Linked DNA regions of Homo sapiens: region 2 is linked to region 1. Evidence: chromatin contacts called from ENCODE Hi-C data. All regions are on one chromosome and are shown on one strand. Each heading gives the region's core, a stretch centred on a gene start or an enhancer-like site at or near the end of the contact. The rest is flanking DNA. Distances are from core to core; before and after follow the strand shown. Region 1 overlaps SP110 (SP110 nuclear body protein). Region 2 has its middle 32 kb from the start of GPR55.

Region 1 (2,799 bases), core at 206-2,705:
TCAATAAAGTAGTGCTCAAAACGGCTCTGTCAAAATGCAAAGCAAATGAACAAAAACACTGTGTGGCCCTAATAGTGAATTGCTGCAGCAGACATGGATGGTCCTCCTTCCAAGCCCCCACCTGACTGTGGGGAATTTTCACTTTCAACCCTGGTCATTTCTATATCACTTGGAGTTTAAGAGTTGATATTATGAATATAACTTGAAAGGTAATAAATTATTCCAAAGATCTAATGACTGCTTGCCACCTGCCTCAGTCACCTATTCCTAAGCAGGCCAGCATTTGAGACCAATCTCAATGCAGTGTGTAAAGAAAAAGGTGACAGCTTCATGTGAGATGAGCCTTTATTTGTTATGGCTTCAAGTTCTCTGTCTTTCTTTGTGCAGCAAAAACTAGCAGAGCTTTATATGTCTTTGCTGTTAACAGGTGCTAGCAAGCACAGGCTAGCTCCTGCTTTCTTCAAACAATCCTTATATACAGAAATATATAAGGCATTTAGCCTTCTCCACTATTTCTCCAAGTAAAATAACCACAGATAGAGCAGTTAAAGAATATCCACACATAGACGTCAAAGCAATAAGATGTATTTTTCATACAGCAAAGACATTCCCCTTCATCATGGACATCAGATTTCAATATCACCACTTTCCGCTCTCAGCTTCATTCCTTGAGCAGGGGCTGCTGGGAGCAGAAACCATGTGACTATAGTCATGATACCCAGCACAGTTTATTCCTGCAATTTCCATTCATTGCACCTTCTTCACTCACTTCTCTTCCATCCATAAGATAATCTCTCTAAAAGGATCAGACTGAGCCTCTGCTGTGGGGCAGTTGTGCCCTAGTTCCCTGTGATGGTCGCACAGGTAACAATAACCACAAGTTGGCAAAAATCAAGACAGAGCCAGGGAATTCTTAGGGCAAGCAGATTCCCGGCCCTGGGCTGCATGTACTTTCTACTTTTCTAGTTCTTGCATTGACTTCCCTCAGCACTTTCTCTTCACTGGATCTGAGCTCTGAAATGACTTATATTTCTTTTGTCAGAGATAAGAGATAATTCTCCAGAACCAAATGACCCAGAAGAGCCCCAGGAGGTGTCCAGCACACCTTCAGACAAGAAAGGTAAGAAAAGCCTTTCTTCTGTAGAGGTCAGAAGGGTGAATTCAGAGTTGCTTTCTGTTTTTCTGACTGTATCTTGTCAAGAGCACCACTATGTGACCACAGTCCTGATGCCACACACAGTTCGTTTCTGCAGTTTCCATTTGCTGCATCTTCCAAAAAGGCCTTTATGAAAATTATCAGGAAACCAGAAGGCATTTGGGGGTATTGAAATATGCCATTGGAATTGCCTGTTCTGAAAAAATCAATCTCCTATATTCACAACTTCTTAGAGTGTTAATTGCACTTCCCTCTTTAACTGAAAGTTGGTTCCCCAGAGAGGAACCCACTTCCTCTTAAGACATGGCTAGGCATTCTCTGCCATCCATCACTCACACCTCATGGTGAGAGACAGGTTAGATGTCTGTCCTTTGCTGCCTACTGGCCCCATCCAGCCCCTTCCTCCCTGATCCTCTCCTTTGAGTCTTAACCATTCAATTAAAATGTTCACTCACTCATCATCAATATCATCCAATAATTTCCCCAATAATCCTTTCAAAAGCTGCTTTTCTGTCATTTCAAGTCCCAGCATCATCCTAGATGCCTTCAGGGTACACACGGATAACAGACAACTCTGTTATCCAATACTCTGGCCCCTCAAATCCTTCATCTTCTCATTTTCCATGACTTTTTCCTCCACCAATTCTTGGCCTCCCATACCCAAAGGCAAGCTATAGACCCTATCGTCATTCAAACCTGGCTCGATTTCCCAACAGTTAATTTCAGAATTCCTTTTTTGATACCTGTCCTTGAGCTTTTCTCCTTTTATAGCTATCATTCAACCTCTGATCACTCTTTCCCAGCCCAATCCTAACAAAAGAAAAAGAATCAAAAATATATTTTTCTGTGCTTATTTATTTGTTGTTTCCTCTGAAGTTGTCCTTCAACCTCATTTGGATCACCAGTCCACTGGCCTTTCCTCCTTCCAAGCCATCATCTGCTTTTCTTTGCTTCCCAGCTTTTTAACATTGACACTAACTCACAGTCCAAGATTCATCATTTCAGTAATCTATTGCCATTATCTTAAACCTGCCTTTCCTCTCTGCCTTTTCCTAGAACTCTCTGGCAAGTCTTGGAAGACCCTACTTACCTACTTCCTGTACACTGCATCTGAAAGCCAGCAGTGCTGGAGAGAGTTCCACAGCAGGGCAGAGTGCACTCACTGGTCTTCATGGTTCCAGCACAAATCATCTCTCCTTACTGTGTGACAATGCTACTTCCTGCAATAATCCTTTCAAACCTCAAGCCCTATTTTTCAAACCTCTGACCCCCTCACCTCCTGCTTTTTGCTCAATCAGTGACTTTCCCTCCTGCACCATAAGGAGATATCAGATGAGAATCCCCTTATTTGTGCTGCTAGTCCTACAAACCCTAACTACATCTGTCTCCCTCCTCTCCGAGTTCCCTCCTTCTCTTCTAAGACAATCCTTCTGCCTCATCTTATAGTATCCATGATCCCTTCTCTCTCAAGTATTCATTAAAGCAGTATGTCTCACACAAGAATCTGCATTACATGTATCACAGCTCATTAAAAAATGCTTTTTCTTGATTCTCATCTCACTTCAACTACTTCCATATCTCTCTCCTTCATTTCACAACCAAACTTCTAGAAATGAGCTACCTAAACTCCCTGTCTCTATTTC
Region 2 (2,799 bases), core at 214-2,713, 750 kb before region 1:
AGACCCTCGTTATAACTGATTCAGAAAATATGGTCAATGGGTGCTAAGGCCATAGGGTGAGAGGTCCTTGGGTATGGGATATTTACACATTACCAAACTACCATTTTGCAGATTATGTGTTAATTACAGTGGAGAGATCTTTTGGACATCACCTTAACTAAATGATCGAAATTAGGTTTATAAAATAAAAGACAAACATTGCATGTTCTCACTTACTTGTAGGATCTAAAAATGGAAACAATCGAACTCATGGAGGTAGACAGTTAGGATGGTTACCAGAGTGTGGGAAGGGGAGTGGTGGTGGTTGCAGGGGTGGGGGCACTGTCAGAGGGAGGTAGGAATGGTTAATGGGTACAACAAATAGAAAGAATGAATAAGACCTACTTTTGATAGCACAACAGGGTGACTATAGTCAATAATAACTGAAATGAACATTTAACAATAACTAAAAGAGTATAATTGGAATGTTTGTAACACAGAGGATAAATGCTTGAGGGGGATGGATACCCCATTCTCCATGATTTTACAATTGCATGTCTGTATCAAAACATCTCATATATCCCATAAATATATACACCTACATTGTACCCATAAACATTTAAAAAAATTTTTTAAAGTTAGGTTTACAAATAATGAGACTAACATTATATGCCTGCTGATGTGATAACAGTAGTACTCTCTTATGTGTGGTTTCACTATCCTGAGTTTTAGCCACAGCCTGAAAATGTTAAATTTAAAACTCCACAAATAATTCAAAAATTTTCTTCCTTTCTTTCTTTATTTATTACAACTTAAACTTTATTTACTTGATTGAGAGCTTATTGTACATAAAATGTTTTATGTGGTTGAGCTTAGCTTTGTTCACACTGACTTCAGGGAGTCTGATTTCTATGCTCAAGATTGTTCAATTGCTGCTGTTGCCCTTGGTTTCTTTTCTTTCAGGATCAAGATGGGTACTTTCACATAATATCTTATTTTTAATTCCTTCTCTGGCAATTCTTTCCTGGATTCTTTGCTTTGCATAATTATACCTACAATGAAACCAGCATCCCAAAGTCACCAAGATAAATCCTCCTACTCCAACATCACATGATTTTCTAATTCTACTAGTTAACAAAAAAAAAGTCCAAAGCCAGCCACAACAGATCCTAATGAACCATACAATATTGAATCCCGGGCACAGGGAATATTTTCAACACCTGAAATGCCTAGGAGCTTAAAGAGCTTCCCCTTCGCGGGCTCGCCGGGCTCCGGAGCGGCGGCCACGGGGACGACTCCCCGCCTCCACCCGCCCAGCACCGCCGGCGCCGCGGGAGAAGGAAGACCGGCCAGCCGCGCCCCTCCCCGTCCCGCCCAAATTCACAAGTTTTAAATCACGCGCTGTTCTGAGCAGCGCAGTGAAATCTCTCGCTGTCCCGCTCCATCCTGCTCAGGAGGTGAATCATCCCTCTGTCCCGCGTATCCATGCTGGAGACACCACCGGCCGTCAGTGATCGACTGTCATGGTATCGCAGTGCCGGTGTTCAAGGAACCCTTATTTTACTAAATAATGTCCCCAAAGCACAAGCGTAGTGATGCCAGCAATTCGGATATGCCAAAGAGAAGACCTCAAGTGCTTCCTTTAAGCGAAAAGGCAAAAGTTCTCAAGAAACAAAATCATTTGCTGAGATTGCCAAAAATCTATGGTCAGAATAAAATTTCTAATTCTGAAATTGTAAAGAAAGAAAAAGAATGTGTGCTGGTTTTGCTGTTGTACCTCAGACTGCAAAAGTGATGACCACAGTGCGTGATAAGTGCTTAGTTAAGACGAAAAAGGCATTACATTCGTGGGTGGAAGACCTGAACAGAAACTACTTCTGATTGGCGGCAGTCAGGCTTGGTACTCTCTGCAGTTTCAGGCATCCACAGGGGGATCTTAGAACTGAAAAAAAAAAAAAGGTTAATCTGAATTACATCATGAGGCAGTAATTAGGCAAATAGAGATTCCAGAATAGTCCGTTAGGCTCTCCAAGAATGTCAACGTCATGAAAGACGAAAAAAGGTAGGGAGACAGCTCTAGATGAAAAGGTATTAAACAGTCAAATACAACACATGAACCCTGATTAAATGCAAGATAAAGATTTTTTTAAAATACAGATTATGAGATAATATTATTGTATCCATGTTAAATGTTAAATTTCTTCATTGTGATCATGGTATTGGGTTATGTAAGGAATGTTCTTCTTTTAGGAGCTGCAGGTGAAGTATTTAGGGGTGAAGTGAGCATATGTCTGCAACTTACTCCAAACGCTTCAGCAAAAATGTATATATATTTAGTGAAGGGTAATTGGGTGTTTGTTTAACTGATTTTCAACTTTTCTGCAAGTTTGATATTTAAAAAAATTAAAAGATTGCCAGGAGTGGTGGCTCATGCCTATAATCCCAACACTTTGGGAGGCTGGAGGCGGGTGGATCACTTGAGGTCAGGAGTTTGAGACCAGCCTGGCCAACATGGTGAAACTGCCAACTCTACTAAAAATACAAAAAATTAGCTGGGTGTGGTGGTGCATGTCTGTAGTCCCAGGTACTCGGGAGGCTGGGGCAGGAAAATTGCTTGAACCCAGGAGGCAGAGGTCGCAGTGAGCTGAGATTTCACCACTGCACTCCAGCCTGGGCAACAGAGTGAGACTCTATCTCAAATAAATAAATAAATAAATAAATAAAGTAAATAAAATAAATTTGGGAATAAAATCCTGCTTTCAGGTAAATGTTAGAACAAGACCTCCCACTGTCCTAGCTATTGGGATTCTCCTAAGGAGA

What was found. A loop is a pair of places that touch in the nucleus more often than their neighbours do. Pooled maps may share reads with other maps.
Region 2: a map with no recorded cell type shows a loop between it and region 1 (2.8-fold over the local background). The contact joins two enhancer-like sites. A Hi-C loop is called at or near these places in 2 of 37 single-sample maps with no recorded cell type and 3 of 50 pooled maps.

Annotation. Positions count from the first base shown.
Region 1 is chr2:230,208,252-230,211,050 of GRCh38, reverse strand. SP110 (SP110 nuclear body protein) reads left to right here. Exons shown (of 19, transcript NM_080424.4): 7 at 1,043-1,120. It also overlaps a transcript of SP140 not described here. Among named protein-coding and RNA genes, the nearest start is that of SP110, 10 kb to the left of the region's middle. Within about 2 kb of position 1,455, at least 2 of the 41 ENCODE cell types and tissues checked have a DNase peak (open chromatin) inside an H3K27ac peak, as active enhancers do.
Region 2 is chr2:230,956,060-230,958,858 of GRCh38, reverse strand. It overlaps a transcript of GPR55 not described here and the pseudogene COX20P2. Among named protein-coding and RNA genes, the nearest start is that of GPR55, 32 kb to the right of the region's middle. RefSeq lists a silencer at 1,192-1,291. Within about 2 kb of position 1,463, at least 3 of the 41 ENCODE cell types and tissues checked have a DNase peak (open chromatin) inside an H3K27ac peak, as active enhancers do.